Linked DNA regions of Homo sapiens: region 1 is linked to region 2. The links are chromatin contacts, found by Hi-C or POLR2A ChIA-PET in ENCODE. All regions are on one chromosome and are shown on one strand. The core of a region is the stretch at or near the end of the contact, and the rest is flanking DNA. Distances in the headings are between cores, read along the strand shown.

What was found. A loop is a pair of places that touch in the nucleus more often than their neighbours do. ChIA-PET counts read pairs that join two places held with the same protein, here RNA polymerase II (POLR2A). Pooled maps may share reads with other maps.
Region 1: a loop to region 2 is called in a map of transverse colon, with 33 times the contacts of the local background. The contact joins the promoter of COQ2 here to the enhancer-like site in region 2. A Hi-C loop is called at or near these places in 1 of 168 maps with a recorded cell type or tissue (transverse colon) and 2 of 50 pooled maps. POLR2A ChIA-PET finds 5 or more read pairs at or near these places in 1 of 52 experiments (B cell).

Annotation. Positions count from the first base shown.
Region 1 is chr4:83,281,950-83,287,042 of GRCh38, reverse strand. COQ2 (coenzyme Q2, polyprenyltransferase) reads left to right here and starts at 2,245. Exons shown (of 7, transcript NM_001358921.2): 1 at 2,245-2,531. The coding sequence starts at 2,279. RefSeq lists enhancers at 2,113-2,407, 2,603-2,842 and a silencer at 2,213-2,542.
Region 2 is chr4:78,746,545-78,752,264 of GRCh38, reverse strand. No RefSeq gene overlaps it. Among named protein-coding and RNA genes, the nearest start is that of BMP2K-DT, 27 kb to the left of the region's middle. RefSeq lists enhancers at 1,645-1,694, 1,995-2,174. Within about 2 kb of position 2,149, at least 4 of the 41 ENCODE cell types and tissues checked have a DNase peak (open chromatin) inside an H3K27ac peak, as active enhancers do; they include B cell, where a contact is called at or near this core.

The DNA.
Region 1 (5,093 bases), core at 996-3,495, 4.5 Mb before region 2:
TAACCATTTCAGTTCCTGTGGGTAATAGGTTTAAAACAAAATGAGTTCCTGCCCAATCCAAAATGAGGAATTGGCGTTGTGTACATGTACCCTAAAACTTAAAGTATAATAATAATAAAATTTTAAAAAAAAAGAAAGTCACTTCAAAAAAAACAAAAAACAAAATGAGGAATCGGAGCCTTACAGGCCCTTTTAGAGAAAGCCTAGTCCCTTCCTTTTCTGAAGAGTTTGCAGCAGTTAAATGGCTTTCCCAAGGGCATACTGTGCCTTGGCATTAGTCTAGAGGAGACTCCTGAAAGTTAGGGCTCTACTCTATGTGACTGTTCTCTTGTCCTACAAATTAGCAGAGTGACATGTGGGTACCCATCTCAGTTTCCTGTGCACTTTAATTGGACCAAATATCTTAGGATTGAATCACCTCTGGGCAGGGTCAGCATCATGGGTACATGTGCAGTCACCCAGGGCCTACGCTAAGAAGGACCTTGTACTTGGTTTAATGTCCTGCTGTTGCCATCTTGAAATTCTTAATATATTTTTTTAAACAAAGAGTTTGGACCTATATTGGAAAGTCATGGATGCAATACATGACTGATATTACACCCTTTTCAGGTTTGAGTCAGATCTAAATCATCTCCAATCTAACAACTAGGAGTGTTACTAAATTGCCTGCTGGCCTTTATTCTTTGCAGGCAGGAGAAAGGCTAGGTACCCCCTGCCTCATTGCACCAAAGTGGCCAGGCATCCAACTTGCTGTACTTGAGCCATGCAAGAAGTCACAGAATCATTGTACATGTTTTACAGAAAGGAGCCTAAAGACTAAGTCAACTTCCTAGAATATTAAAATCCAGATGAGTGACTTGCCTAGGGTTACTCAGTGAGAGGTTAAATGAGTTGATACATGTAAAGTGCCTGGCACACAGCGATATACAGAGTTGCTTATGAATAAGAGTACTGACCATCTGAGGCAGGAGGATCTCTTTAGCCCAGCTGTTCAAGACCAACCTGGGCAATATAGTGAGACCTCCTCTCTATGAAAAATTAAAAATTAGCCAGCCACGGTGGCTCGTGTCTGTGGTCCCAGATATTTAGAATGCTGAGATGGGAGGATCGATTGAGCCCAAGAGGTGGAGGCTGCAGTGAGCCATGATCCCTCCACTGGTCTCCAGCCTGGATGACAGAGCAAGACTCTGCTGACCAGACTTTTCAGCTTCAGGTTCTTAGCATCACACATGCTGGTTGTCTACTGATTACAAAAACTCCTTTGAAGGGCTGTCAAATTTAAAATTTTCACTTGTGTAATGAACATCCCTTAACCCTGAATGCGATTTTAATTTACAGTCTTGTATGTGGCCACTTGGTGCCCTTTTTTTTTTTTATGGCTAAACGTGTACGCAAATTCTTCTTTTGGATTCAGTAGGTTTTTCAAAGCTTTTTTTTTTTTTTCCTGGTACAACTGTTCCATATGAATAAACACTATCCTTTTCATTTTATGGAGAAAGCTGATAATAGGGTTAAATTATAGGGGGCCATTGTTTTGAACTAAGTTCCTGCACTAGGTCCCAACAGATCAGACTAAGAATCAAGAGTCACCCATGCTAAAGTTCCAAGTCACCAAACTAAAACTAAGTTGTATCTGACATTCTGAGAAGTCAGGAAAGAGAGACAACAGCCAATTTTCCAACCAGGCCATTTCAAAATGCAATCGTCATGACAATTAAGTTTCCTGTTTTAGTCCTTAACCTGGTGTAACCTAATGTTAACCAATCCGTTATTTCTCTGTTGTTGTTTCCCTGTCCCCGCCTCGCAATGAAAGTAATTTGAAGTGACCAATCCGCTTTTTGTTCTCTGCTTCTGCTTTCTTCAGCCCTTTTTCTGTCTATAAAGCCAACTTCCTCCGCTCGACTCTTTGGAACACTTATTCTATTTTACAGAATAAGGTGTTGCCCGATTCTATTTTTTGTTTGTTTCCTCAGAGACCCCGTTCTGAGTGTTGCCCGATAATGGAACCACAAAGTCAATCAAGATCGAGTTGTAAAAAATTACAACTAAATTTATTGTAATTTTTTTGCCTTTTGCCAATAGAAATCCCTTTTTCATTAAGTATTCCTCCCTAGAGTAAGCGACCACGATGACCCCAATTTCACAAGTAAGGATGAGGAAAGGTTCTGCCCACACCGCCGCCCAGCCTGGCAGACTAGGATTGCATCCTGCGGGTGCCACTGCGCATGCCTGCCGGGGAATGACGTCAATCCGAGCTCGTCCCGGCCTCACCAGCGCCATGCTGGGCTCGCGAGCCGCGGGGTTCGCGCGGGGCCTGCGGGCTGTGGCACTGGCGTGGCTGCCGGGCTGGCGGGGCCGCTCCTTCGCCCTGGCGCGTGCGGCAGGCGCGCCCCACGGTGGTGACTTGCAGCCCCCCGCCTGTCCCGAGCCGCGCGGGCGCCAGCTCAGTTTGTCCGCGGCGGCGGTGGTGGACTCTGCGCCCCGCCCCCTGCAGCCGTACTTGCGCCTCATGCGGTTGGACAAGCCCATTGGTGAGTGCGGGCGGGCGGGCAGCCCGGGAATTTGCAAGTAGCAGCCTCCGAGTCGGCTCCGCGGAGCTGTCCGCGGCGGCCGGCCGGGGCGTGATGGAAATGAGAACCTGAAAGCTTGGGCTTGGCTGCCGGGTGCCGTGCGCCCTGGGGCGAATCACCTCGGGACACTTTGAAATGAGAGCCTGAAAGCTTGAGCTTGGCTGCCGGCTGCCGTGCGCCCTGGGGCGAGTCACCTCAGGACACGCAGTCGGGACAGTCTCCTAAAGGACCCGCCAGTTTCACGTCTGTCTGCATCCTGAGCACCTGAAGCGGGCAAGATAATTCTCATTCCACAAACACTTGTTTAAATGGTGACTCAAGCGGAAGGTTCCGTTCTCGTGGCCCTCCTTCATTTATTAGAATGTTTGATCCTCCCCGCAATCTTGTAAGGCCCACAAAGACAATCCTTAAGACAGTTAAGACGCTGAGGAAACTAAGGCTCCTCGTCAGAGCCAGACCAGAAGAACTCTGTGTTTTGATGCTGAGTCGGAGCTCTTTTACCTGCATCACCCATAAGGCAAAGATTTAATTCATTTGAACGCAGCAGGGACAGCGCTTACGGACTGCCTGTCAGCTTACAATCGCCCCCGACAGAAAGATTTTCCTGACCTTCCTATCTTAATTAACACCTACCAACCTCACTTTCTATCGCTTTATCCGCAATTTTTCTTAATAGCACTCACCACTAACTAACCTTATGCGCTTGTTGATTGATTGGCTTCTCCAGTAGTGTTAAGTGAATTAATAAGTTCCTACTACGTTGTCCGGCCATAGAGATAGAAAAAGCTATGGAAACCCTTTGCTTTCAAGGAACTCTGGTCTAGTTGAAAAAGACTATTTGGTGAGCTAGGAAAATATGGATCAAATATGAGTGATACAAAAGCAAGTGCTACAGGAAAAAGAGAAATTACTGTGGATCCCTTGCTGGAAAGTTTCGAGAAGAAATTATACTCCAAAGGACAAGTTGATTTTGCAGAGGAGGGAAGAGATCTTAGTGCGGGAAGTACTTTTGCAAAGACCCAAGGGTGGAGTGTTAGAACACTAAGAATACGAGCCTGACCTGGAACACCAAGTGGGTGTGGAAAATGGGAAACGAGACTAGACAAGAACATATCTGAAGAAGCTGGATAGCGTGGAGGAAGAAGTGAAGGATGAACTCCAGCCAATCTAGATGATGACATTTGCCATTGCAGTGTATGGAGATGTAGTCAAAGGCCTAGGTACATTTACTCCACTTTTGCCCGTACAAGACCCGAATTAGGCCTTGCTTTTGGTATTCTAGATTTATGCACGACCTATTTGGGATTAGAGCACTAAGTTATAACAATCAGCTATCAAAGCATAAAAGCCTACTGAATGATAGGTACAGCCCTGCCATCATTGGGAAGCTGTGTATGACCCCCATGAGTTTTGGGGCCACATTCACGTTGAGAGGCATGCATTTCCAAGCCCAGTTCCAATCTGAAGCCTGGCTGTAATTCTGTTCTTGGAGTCTGTGGCATGGAGTGGCAGTGTAGCCTTATAGATGAACATCTGCCATTATTCCCATTTCCCCAGTTAAACCTCTGGCTTCTATCTTAGTGGCTGGACCTTCCGCCATGTAACAGAAGGCAACAAAGGGGTTATGAGCAAAACTTTGGAGCCAAACCTCTTGGATGTGAACCTCCACCCTGCTCATCTGAGGGACCTTGGATAAATTACTTCACCTCTCTGGGCATCCGTTTTTCATCTGTAAAATGAAGATACTATTAATGATAATATGGACGTTATGAGGTCACGAAAATTCATTAATATATGTTAAGTGCTTAGAACAGTGCCTGTCATAATATGTGCTGAAGAAATAGCCATTATTATCTTAGAAGTGGGGAATGGAGAAAATTGTACTTACAGATTGTGTATGTTTGGAAGATACCAGCCTGCATGGTTTGGTTCTAAATAAGGTGATCATTACAGGATTTTTCAGAAAACTAAATAGTACTATGTTAGAATTCGCTCAACAAATGTATTTTGAACCCCTACCATATGCCAGAAACAATAATTGACAGGAGTAGAATTCCAGGTTTGATAATTCTTTATTTAAATTCTTATTTTGTGGGATAATTATGTGTTCGTTGTTTTACTTTGTTGAAGTTATATCTTGTTACCTTCATTGATCAATAGTAGGTTTTCGTTGTTTTTGAGAAGGCAATACAGCTTCTTTCAAATGGGCTAAACTACCTTATTCCAGAAAGTGTCAGCAGGTGGCACTCTTTCCACCAAATTGGAAGTGTAATTTTTTGTTTTACCACGTTTATGGGTGATTATGTTGTCTTGAAGATCATCTGTTTTTGATCTGTCCATCACCCCTCAGAACTTGCTCATTTTATTTCATCTCCCATAGAGTTTTTCCCTTTTCTACAAAAACATTTCTTTTTGCAATCTACTTGTCTCTTGTCTTTGCTACCTCTGCGTCTTTCTTCACAGAAAAGTATGGGGAATGAAAGTGTCATATGGAAGACAAAAAAAAAAAAACATTGCTAGGAA
Region 2 (5,720 bases), core at 900-3,399:
ATGATGTTAGTTTCTAAATGCCAAGTATAAGGGACAACATTTTTGCCAGCAAAGTTCTAGAAAGTGTTTGTTAAAATTAAGTAGGTGAAATTTATCTTCTGTACTTTGGTTTTTCTAACATTTCTCTTTCTGTTTTTAGTATTGATCTTTTCCTCAAAGGCCCCAGTGTCCTTGTCCCAAATGAAAGGAGTGAGTAAGGAGGACAAGTCACAGTTTTGCCACTTAATAGCTATATCAATTTGGATAAGTTATTTATCCTCTAGGCCTGAGATTCCTCATCTATAAAACAGGCATGATCACAAAAAATTCCTCACAGTTACTGTGAAGGTGTAATAGAATATTGAATGCATGTATATCCATTAATGATTAACAAAAAATTGCTAGCTTTTTATTTTGTCAAACACAGACTTTTAAAAAAATTCAACCTTCATCTACTATCATAATCATCTTATAACAGAAGTGACAAGATACCATCCAAAAAGAAGGACATTATCTCAGAATTTATAATTTTATAATTTTAAATGTATAGTTTTAATTAGAAATTTTACTACATTTTCCCTGTTGCTCCTATTTCACCAAAAATTAATGAATACCTTTGTCTAATCTGCAAGCCTGTGTTTGAAAACCACTGTTATGAGCTTTCCAGTTTTCTTTTTTTCTTCAAAATTTACCTATCATGGTCTCATTCCCTCAAAGCTCTGTCCTTTTCTAACATTACAGCTATAGTGTTAACCATCACTGTCTGTAGTGAATATTAATGGCTTAACGTATTCATCTTTTCAAGAACATGTTTATATTCTAATATGGGGGCTTTATCCAAATAAGTGATAGTAGTGGTGGAAATTTCAGACTAGTTGGCAAGTCTAGGGGAAAACAAATATGATGCAGGTACCCTTTTCAGCATCCTGAATGTCTACCTGCTTTATACATGTATATGGCTGACTCTGTACCCTACCTTTCTTAGCTTTAGGATATTAAGGCCTGTCATAGATAGGCTAGGACTTTGAATGGTTTCCTCAGCAGCACCTGTGAAATACACTTAGTGTTAGGTAACATTAAGTGAAATCAGGGTACAAAGGTTTTTTTGTTTCGTTTTGTTCTGTTTTTTGAGACGGAGTCTCGCTCTGTCACCAGGCTAGAGGGCAGTGGCCCAATCTCCGCTCACTGCAACCTCTGCCTCCCAGGTTCAAGCGATTCTCCTGCCTCAGCCTCCCCAGTAGCTGGGACTACAGGTACATGCCACCACACCCAGCTAATTTTTTTATTTTTAGTAGAGACGGGGTTTCACCATGTTGGTCAGGATGGTCTCTATCCCTTGACCTCAAGATCCGCCCGCCTCGGCCTCCCAAAGTACTGGGATTACAGGCATGAGCCACCGCACCTGGCCCCAAAGGTTTTCTTGCTTAAGTTTATGCCACTTCTCCTGATTAAAGCCTACAGTATCAAGTAAAGACACATCCCCTCCTCAGTAGATCTTTGACCTGTCGTGACTCTAATGGAAAAAGAACATATTTTTAAGTAGGTTTTTTCTAAGGATTAACACAAAAGAGGCACATTATGCCCCAAAGGCTGGCCTACAGATTGCTGGTCACCCTACATAGTAAACAATGGGCTGCTCTGGGGACAATGACAGCAGTACTGACACAACAAGACTGGACTCCATTTCAGATCTACCAAGGGTAGGTGGACAAGATATAAGGAAGATACAGGTCTGCAGTCAGAAGACCTTGATTCAAACCTGAAGTTAACAGTTATCAGCTGTGGAAAGTAGTCAAGGTCTCTAAACTTCAGTTTCCTGAAAATGGGGTTAAGAATAGTACAAATATCATAATTAGTACAAGGATTAAACAAGTTAACTCATGTGAAACGTTTTAGTACAGTACCTGCTCATGGTAAGCACTCAATATTAGCTTTGTTATTATTATGTGCACTGTGACAGGATGTGCCCACTTTGCTGGTAGCTTCATTAACCACTTATATTAAGTGTGTTTGCTGTTTTAGTCAGAACATACTCTGAAATCACAAAATATGCAAACTCAGATCTAGATCTGGGCAAATGTGAGGCATATCTTGGAGTTCCCCTTTTAGTAGGTTCCACAGAAATATCCCAGCCTTTACTAAACTTTATTTTACTTCCTCAAATTATCTCTCACTTCTCTTTTGGGGCAATGCCTGTCCTGTCTCATTACAATTGTCTCTAAGGGAAAACTTTGTTGTTGTTGGCTTGTTCTCTTGTGTTTTTTGTTTGGGATATCGTGATTGATAGTACATTCTTAACCATGAGCAAATATTATTGGGTTGCCTAGTGAATAAAACATCTCAATTCACATTGTTTCTAAAAGAAAGATGTTCAATGAGTTTGTCTTGAGGTTGTCAGATTTCATAATTATAGTCAACTTTCAATTATCCACATAAATAAAAAGGGCGTCAGTACAGATAACAGAAAATTACAGGCTCTGAAATTGTGGTTAGCTATCCAGCAGAGTTGAGCCCAGCTTCTATATATAACCAACAGCAATGCCAAGTGGGTTAAAGGAATTTAGTCCCTCTGTAATCTCCTTCAAACTCTATTCTTTGATATGGATACTTGACATTTTCTCAATCTTATGTAAAGTGCTAAGAAATTATAGCTTTAAGTCCTTTCTTCCAGTGAGATTGTGGCTCCTGCATTTCTATAAAATACAGTTCCAGAGTTGGCTCTGTCATAGGTCTGGGACTGTCTCAGGCAATGTGTCAACCACAAGGCCAAACCATGATGCATATGATTAATTTCCGATTCACAAAACCCAGAGACTGATACCTGTACATATGGCTTACTTCATCTCCCTAGAGCCAGCTTTAATACCTAAATAGGTGGTGGTGGTGGGGGAAGGGTGGTGAGTGGCAACCCCGAGGCAACCTATTTCAACAGTAGAGCACTAAGATTGAGATTGTTAGATGTGTATTTTCATATAGTTTCCTCTAGCTTTCACTACTGATTTGATCCCTTGGGGTCATATAGCGCAAATGTTTTCTTCTTTGAATATTTGGAAAAAGCCGTTATATTCTATCTGGACTTGCCACTGAGAACTATACGACTTTGGCTAAATTCCTTCATCCTTCTGATTTTTTTTTTTTTAATTCTAGAAAAGGAGGACATTTGACTAGGTGATCTATATTAGATTCTTTAATTTTAATACTATATTATATAATTCTATGAAAGATCTCTTTTGATGATAGTCATAAAAATGGTTTATTAATGATACACAATACAATGTACTTCCTATACATAATATCAGATTCAGTGCTCATAATATTACTATGGGGAAATTATTATTTTCAATTATGAGTGAGGAAACAAAAAGTCAAAGAGATTAAGTAAACCCTGTCCTGAGTTTCCGATTCTAGCCCTCTGCTCCAAGATAGGTTCTACCTCCATGTAATATTTTCTTGAGAAACTGATTTTAAAATCCCTGGAATTGGTTGCCCAAATGTAAGATGTGTTTAAAAACAAAACCAAGTTGATCTTCAATTCAGCAGGTAATACAGCACACCTGGTGGTCATTGCCACAAGATGATGAGAAGCCTCAGGGAAAACCAGGCCTAGACTCATCTGAGCAGTATAAAGGTTGCAAAGTTTATCAGAAATTGGCGCCTGTTTCATAAGCATGTGAGCCTCTCATCAGGACCTTAAATAAACTAAAGACATTATTGTACAAAGATAATCATTCCTCCAGCATTCAGTCACTAGGGCCTGCTGAATGCTAGGCATTGATTAATCACTCTTACCCACAATTTCTGATTTATTTCTCATAAAAATTCTGTGGGGTAATAGTTCGTGCATGTATTATCCTCATTTTATCTAAGATGATCTTGAGATTAATAGAATAACTTACCCAGGCAGTAAGTGGCAGATCAGGATTATAACCAAGTCCTTTGGGCTCCCAGTTCCAGACTCTTTCTATTCTGCCAGTATTTCCCAAAGTGTGTTTTAGTCTACACTCATCCCACAAAATGTCTTTCCAAAAATGATGCCACAGTCAACAATGTTTGATTCTGCACATTGTGGGGTCCCTTAGAGATTCATAGAGTTTAGCACATTCAAGATTCCCAGAAAATTTCAGAAAGGAAACATGTTTAACATTTTTCTTTCTAAATTTTTCTGAACTTATTTGCAAAGGCATCTTTTAATCCAATTAACACATATTTAATATTCTGAGGAATGGTATCCTGCAGAACTCTTTGAGAAATCCTGCATCATGCCAGGCTACATTAAAAAGAAATTTTTATAAGAAAGGATTGTCACCATAAACTGTTATTTTGCTTCATGTTAAAAAAATAATTTTCCCATGAGTTAACTAGTGTATCTCATGAGATCATAAGCCAGATGTTCATAGAATTCAACAGACTTCCTGGCCCTGACCTGAGAAAATAAAATGTTGCCATAGAATTACATACATGAGAATACCAGATGGGAATACGAAGAAAGTATATAAACAAGTATTATCCATTCTCACGATACTCAGCCTACATTCTAAAGAAGTTTGTATATGCATGGAAGTTACAATTTATCCTCCCCCCAAATTCTTGCTATTTGACATGCCTTACATTTTTATTCTAATGTGAATGATTGCAAGAAAAGGTCTTTTGCAATATTATGGATAATTTTGTGATTGCTTGAAGCTATTAGCAATGCCTGGTATGCTTTAAAACTAAGGGTGGAAATCATCGAACAAGGCAAATTAAGTTGGGTTTGGTTATGAAGATTAATTGCTTAATTCAGCTGTCTAGTTCATTGCATACTTTTAAGATCTGCCTGCCAGTTCACCCTGGTTCTGTGACAGCCTTTACATTTTTTTTTTAAAAGTAACTTTTTAATTGGCAATTATGAGTCAACAAGAATCTTTGAAATGTCTTGATGAAGTTTAAAAAGTGAAATATCATGACTTTCAGATGACTACGCATAGAGTGGCAAAAGCTGGGGATTTATATTTTATTGAAAGTAAACAAAAAACAAAAGGGAGAAACACAAAGTAATTATTTGCTGTAAAATGCATGTAAATGCCTCCTGCTGTTCATCATTCATGTATGCTGTTCAAGTTACCTATATCTGTGTTACAAATTATGGCAAAATGTAGTGGACTAAAAAAAAACCCTTTTATTATATCTCACAGTTTTGTAAGTCAGGCATTTGGGCAGGGTTTAGCTGGATGATTCTTCTGCTCAACATGTTGATAACTGAGCTGGTCTAGATGGTTCAAGATGGATTCACCTACATGCCTGGTGCCTTGACAGGATGACTGGAAGGCTGGGCTCAGTGGGGCCCCTCTCCTACTCCATGTAGTTCTCTCTAGCAAGATAGTTGGACTTCTTACTGGGTAGCTCAAGGTTCCAAGAGAAATTGTTACACGACACAGGAAATAAAAATAGCTGGGCTCTTAAGGCCTGGGCCTAGAAATTAGCACAGGGTCACTTCCAGTGTATTCTGTAAGTCAGAGAATTTGAGAGGGAACAGCCCAACTCTCATGGCAGTATCAAAGAATTTGTGGCCATTATTAATCTGCCATATAGGCCAAAATTCTTTGGCAGAAAGGCTTGTGTAATGCAGGAAAAGAATGCAAAAGCTATTCTGAACTTTTAAACAGGTTTACCTTCTGATAACATACATTGTTTTATCCATAAAGCCAAAGCGATACTACAGAAATGTATACAATACACAATATGATACATCTGCAGGAAAT